2 separate regions of the Homo sapiens genome follow, and region 2 is linked to region 1. The links are chromatin loops, found by intact Hi-C in ENCODE. Cell type or tissue: IMR-90. All regions are shown on one strand. Links, peaks and the distances in the headings refer to the core of each region. The heading gives the core; the rest is flanking DNA.

Region 1 (2,930 bases), core at 333-2,832:
AGTTCCTCCTGCATTCGTTCTTCTTCCTGCCACCTTGTGAAGAAGTTGTCATTTCCCCTTGAACTTCCTTGATTGTAAGTTTTCTGAGGCCTCCCTAGCCATGCAGAACTGTGAGTCAATTAAACCTCTTTCCTTTATGAATTACCCAGTCTTGGGCAGTTCTTTATGGCAGTGTGAAAACAGACTAATGCAGATAACTTTACCTGATTTTTTCCCTAAATAGAATGTTGTTTCTTCCTTTCTTCTTTCTTCTTTTGAGAAATCTGAGTTGTCATCTAAAACTCAGCTCAAATATTTCCTTTTTCATGGACCCTTTCCTCACTCTTCAGGCTTAGCCATTATTCTGCTCTAAGGACCAGGGAGGCTGGAAGGAAGAGGAATGAGCACAGTACTAAGGGAACTAAGCCATCTGTAGAGCTTACCCTCCCTGCAGGAGTGTTCACAAATAAAAGTACAAATTCCAGTGTGGAGTGTGACAACCTGGAGGGTGATTGTAGGTGTTATTCATGTCTATTGGGGAAAAAAGGTTTCAGGTAGAAAGCCTCTTATAATGGGGATATTTGTAAATAAGTGGGTAGGAGTGGGAAGGCACTGTGTTAGGGTTCCAGATTTCTTTGGTTTTTGAAATAGGATTTTCTCCAGTAATTAGAATGACCAGGAAAAACATCTGATCCTAAAGGAGATGCAGTTGGAGCACACATGAGGTTCTCCTCCAATTAGTACGAAATAGCACAAAATCCCAGTCAAGGATAGGGGCGAGGAGTTGCTTCATGTGGATTAGCACGCTTTTAAAGTTAATCGAAAAGACTAGAGCATAGTGAATTAAGTGATATTTTGAGGAAATGGTCTTAAAATGAGAAAACTGATTAAAAACACTATTCTCTTCTACCAAGCTCTGTCAACTTTACGTCAAGCACTAGAGGAAATAACACCATTGTAAATTAAGGCCTTCTATCTGAAATTGATCAAGAATAGGGAATGTGAATACATTTATTTTTCCTTTTTGTACTTTCTTTGTACTGTGCTGTTATATTCAGTATGACACATTATGGCAGTGTTATTATTATGTGACCTCCTTCAAAATAAAGGTCTACCTTTTACTGAACTGTGTTTTCACTGGCTAGCATAATGTCTGGCATTTAGCTAATGCTAATAAAATGTTTCTTGAATTAATTTTTAAATAGTCTTATATATTTAATTGAAACAACTATTTGAATTGAACAAAAAAAAAGATACTACTCAGACTAATTCACTCTCACAGAACTTGATAAAACACCAGCAAATTAATAGCTTTGACTGTCTCTAAACTTTTGGATCATTTTTGATTTTTCCTTTGCTCCAAGCCAGAAATCCAAAAATGAAATAACATTGCCTAGTCAATCTGCCTGCAGATATTGAAATGTGCCACTAGAGAGCAGCAGGATACTGTGCTGCCAGCATAGTCTGAAGCCTCAGTCTGTTCTGGGGTTGATCAGATGACACAGTCTTCAACAGAAAATTATTCTACTGCTTTATATAGATGAACAATTATTTATAGAATTAAAATATATAATTTTTGCCTAAGGAGTCCATTTTTACATAATTTGTAATTGGTAAGTGGTTTATTTTTATTTTTTTACTGACATAGCATCAGTTTTGTTCAGCTGTTTGAAAAAAAATACATAGACCATGAAAGGAAAAAATAATAATTAAGTGATTAAGAAGTGGAAGGGTTCTTTTTATTTCACATATTACAGTAATATTTTTAGCTTCTATGTTCTTTTTTATTTTTCTACAATGACAACATATGTATTTTGTAATTAAAATGTAAATATCAGGGAAATAATTAAGACATTTTGGTGTCACTTTGCTTGCACTGGTTGAGACTGGCCAAATCTGATAGCAAAGAAATGAAGAGAAGAAGGGCAGAAAGAGAACTCACTAGTGAACAATGTCACCTGAGCTCCTAAAGTTGCAAAGCTCACATTGAAATGGAACTGCTAGTGCAAGAGCTTTCAATCAATCACAGAACCACCTGACAGAACAAATGCTGGACAAAAACCAACCATTTGTAAAAGCAATATGACAACAACAATAATGACAAAAGATAAAATACCCTTCCCCATATAGGTAGGATCATATAAGACTTCTCTGAAAAAAAAAAATTGAAGCCTACAGAAGGATGAAAACTAAGCCTTGAACAATTGAGAGGTATGACGATTGTATATAGGAAGATATAAACTCATACAGATGACAAGTCTTCCTAAATTAATTAATAAAACAAAAGCAATAAAAGCAAAAGATTTGTTTTATATTTTAATTAGACATGCTGATTCCATGTTCATACAGAAAAATCAACAAGAATGGCCACACTTAAGCTCTTTCAAGGAGGCCCCTAATTCAGGTCTCACAGTCTCACATGGTTGCAGGCACACCTTGTCTTCTTACCCCTTCAGGCCAGGAGTGGTGATGGCTTCCTACCAAAGCCAGTCCCTGGGGTTCTTAGCACTTCTCACCACTTTCTTTATCTTGTCTGTACTTTCATGAATAGTTCCTTCATTAAACTATCTTCAACCAGATCCTGTTGAGTGAAATTATATTCCTGCTTGGCCACAGTAAGGTTTTTTGTTTATTTATTTGTTTTGTTTTTGTGAACTTGGAGTAGGGAAGGCTTTTCTATTCAGAGCTCAAAATCAGACACCACATAAGAACCTTAGATAAGATTGACTACATAAGATCAAAACATTTCACAATGTCTGAACTAACGTACACCCCACCAACAGTGTATAAGCATTCCTTTTTCCCTGCAACCTTACCAGCACCTGTTATTTTTTGACTTTTTAATAATAGCCATTCTGACTGGTGTGAGATGGTATTGCATTGTAGTTTTGATTTGCATTTCTCTAGTGATCAGTGATATTGAGCTTTTTAGACAGTGTAGCAATTCCTCA
Region 2 (2,930 bases), core at 219-2,718, 1.4 Mb after region 1:
TGTATCTTGGTAATCACATGAATCTACATATGTAATTAAATTACATAGAACTAATTACACACACACCTACACACACATATATAATTGATTGCATCCTAATAAAGTTAATGGATTGTCTCAATGTCAACTTCTTCATTGTAATATTATACTACACCTAAGCAAGATCTTACTATTGAGGTAAACTGAGTAAAGGGTACACAGAATCTCTGTGAATTATATCTTACAGTTATATCTTAACCGTATCTGAATCAATGATTATCTGAAAATAAAAAAAATTAATGGTAAGGAAGTTCAGAAGAAACGTATAGTACATCCACTTGAGGAAGTAAAAAAAGGCTTCAGGGAAGAGGCGACATTTGAACTACACCATAGATCTTGATATAATCCAGCCACTCGGTGGTTAATAAAGTTTATCATTTTTTAAAATTGAAGTCAAAAGTTAGAATGAACCCTCACATTGACAGACCACTTTGATAAATATGTTTCGGAATTATCCCAGTAAAACTTTTTGTAGAATCAGAAATTTTTTTAACTAGCACATTTTGTTGGTCTAATTATCTTGTCATTTCAAAAAAAAAAGGTATTCAGCCTGTTATAATCAAATACCATATTTTTTAAAACAAGAGTGTAGTTTCATTATAGCAACAGTTATTATTACTATGGTCTCTTGAACACCTACTAATGTTCCAAGAACTGTGCTAAGCACTTTTTAAACATTCACAGTTTTATTTCCACAACAATCATTTGAGCAAATATCATCTCTATCTTACGGGTGAGATTATAGGCTTAGATAAATAGTAACCGGCTTAATTCACTCAGTGTAAAATCTGGGATTACTTTTAAAAATCAATGTGTAAATAATAATAAAGCTATGTTTTCTGCATAATGTAAAAATAAAAGAGTCATTCAACAACATTTATTGAAGGACTGTTATATACAGAGTACTTTACTAGTGCTGTAGGAAGAGAGATCGAAGATATAGAAGAGGAACTGCCTGCCCTCTTGAAAAAAGTAATAAATATTATCGTCACATCTTCTTAACTATCTCCAATGAAACAGTTAACACAGACATGCAGATAAAACCCTTTGGTAATTACTTTTCAAAAGAAGTTACCATTTTAGAAATGTATTACCTATTTCTCTATGTACATAAAGTTTGAACTATCGCTCATATTTTCACTTTGACCCAAACTTCTATTTCTCAAATCCTTTGTAGAAGGAAATATCAAAAGTATTTCTCTTAGGAATAAGATGTCATTGCAAAATTAAGCTTTTAAAATTTCTTCTTAATTTAAATTGCTCCAGGTGCTTTTGCAGAGGGAGTTCCTCAAATCATGCAACATAAATTTTATTTTAGTTTGGAATCAAATGTCCAGAAATTTGAAAAATACGAATAATGATGTAAATCAACACGAATTAATTTTTAAACGCCATTTGCAAAGAAAAACTGTATTCTTTTGGTTTCACGAGACTCTAATTTCAGGTACAGTTCTCATTATTACTTACAGATCTAGACATCCTTCTTGATGTCAGGCTTCCCCATAGCTTCCTACAGCTTGTGGGTGCCACCTAGAGGCCCAACTACAGAATACACTGAAACAAGAGGAATCCATTTTTAACAGAACACTGAGAGTAGTTTTAAAGGTACTTATATCCTTGCTTAAAATTCAAGGTTTTCCTCAATTTTGTTTTTTCCCAGAGCATTTTGCTAAATGAAACAAAAATAGCTTATGCAAAATATTTAGCACTATCAATTCATGTCAGTTTTCATATTTTTGCCAAGTGCCTAAATGTTATCAGTTCATACTCCAGTGTTATTCAGATCAATAAACTTAAATTTTTCGTGGCAATACTGGTTTTCAGGGTAATTATTGTACAATATAGAACTTATATGAGTAGCTATATGCAATGAGGACAGACTTGGTGAAATCTCACCATTAACATGCCGTACATCATGGTACCAGTCCTAACTTCATTACGGTCTGGATTACTTGAAAGCTGTGTCTCTAACAGCTCAGTAATAATTTACCAAAACTAAAAATCATGAAGGTGGCCAATATCATGCTTTTACTCTTCAGTTTTGTTATCCAGGCAGTTAGCCATTCAGTGTCACACTAGATGCAGCAGTGAGGCAGCTTCCAGGATATTTTCTCTATGGTATCTTTCCATCTCAGCGAAGAGGAGTCTAACAGGACCATTAACCATGTATGAACTGTAAACACAGCAGCAGGGGAAGAAAAATATCTACAATCATCTCAAAATAGAGGTCTGAGCCCCAGTTCAGTTGCATGACTAGACTGTACACTAACACCTGGATCTCATTCCCTTCAAGGATTTGCTGTTTGGGAAAGTCTTAGATGAATAAAACCTTTCCAGTCAATTGTTTGAACTCTTCGTTCCCTCCCATTCCACAACACAATTATTTTAGTACATAAGCATGCTGATTGTTATTAAATTAATTTTCATCCTAGCCTCAAATTTTAAAAAAATTTACAATAAATTGACTAGTAACATTTTTCCCATCTTCCCCTTCTTTGTGGATTATCATATCATAATGTCAAGCAAATGGGTGATTTATATTTTATTGTTATATGTTGACATCCTCAGTAACAATGTTAAATAAATATTTGCTTTAATTTGCTTAGAACAAGTACATTGCATGAAGTTTGTATAATTATTATAGGTCACAAAAAAACAGAATCTTCTTCACATTTATCATAGTAGTTGTTTGGAAATGAAAATAAGGATATATCTTGGCTTCTTTCTGGATTTCCTTAACTTAGTTCCCATACTTCCTAAATGATGAAGTGATTGGTATTCTGCTGTCTTTGCTTGACCTTTCATAATGAATATGATCATTTCTAATATTCCACTAAGAAAAACACCTAATACTTTTCTGTGCCAATAAAATGTAGGGGATTTTTTTCTTC

What was found. A loop is a pair of places that touch in the nucleus more often than their neighbours do. Peaks named below come from ENCODE experiments on the same cell type or tissue, not always from the same donor. Only the 100,000 strongest peaks of a DNase experiment are listed, where the experiment ranks them.
Region 2: it touches region 1 in a loop (7-fold over the local background); 4 of 110 quality-filtered maps call a loop at or near these places.

Annotation. Positions count from the first base shown.
Region 1 is chr4:69,879,847-69,882,776 of GRCh38, reverse strand. No RefSeq gene overlaps it. Among named protein-coding and RNA genes, the nearest start is that of SULT1E1, 21 kb to the right of the region's middle. In IMR-90, for the core only: a CTCF peak has its summit at 1,411 (motif pointing right); no DNase peak of the experiment used is centred there.
Region 2 is chr4:68,497,241-68,500,170 of GRCh38, reverse strand. It overlaps TMPRSS11E (transmembrane serine protease 11E), which reads right to left. Exons shown (of 10, transcript NM_014058.4): 10 at 2,567-2,930. Among named protein-coding and RNA genes, the nearest start is that of TMPRSS11E, 51 kb to the right of the region's middle. In IMR-90, for the core only: a CTCF peak has its summit at 1,565 (motif pointing left); a DNase peak (open chromatin) is centred at 1,570.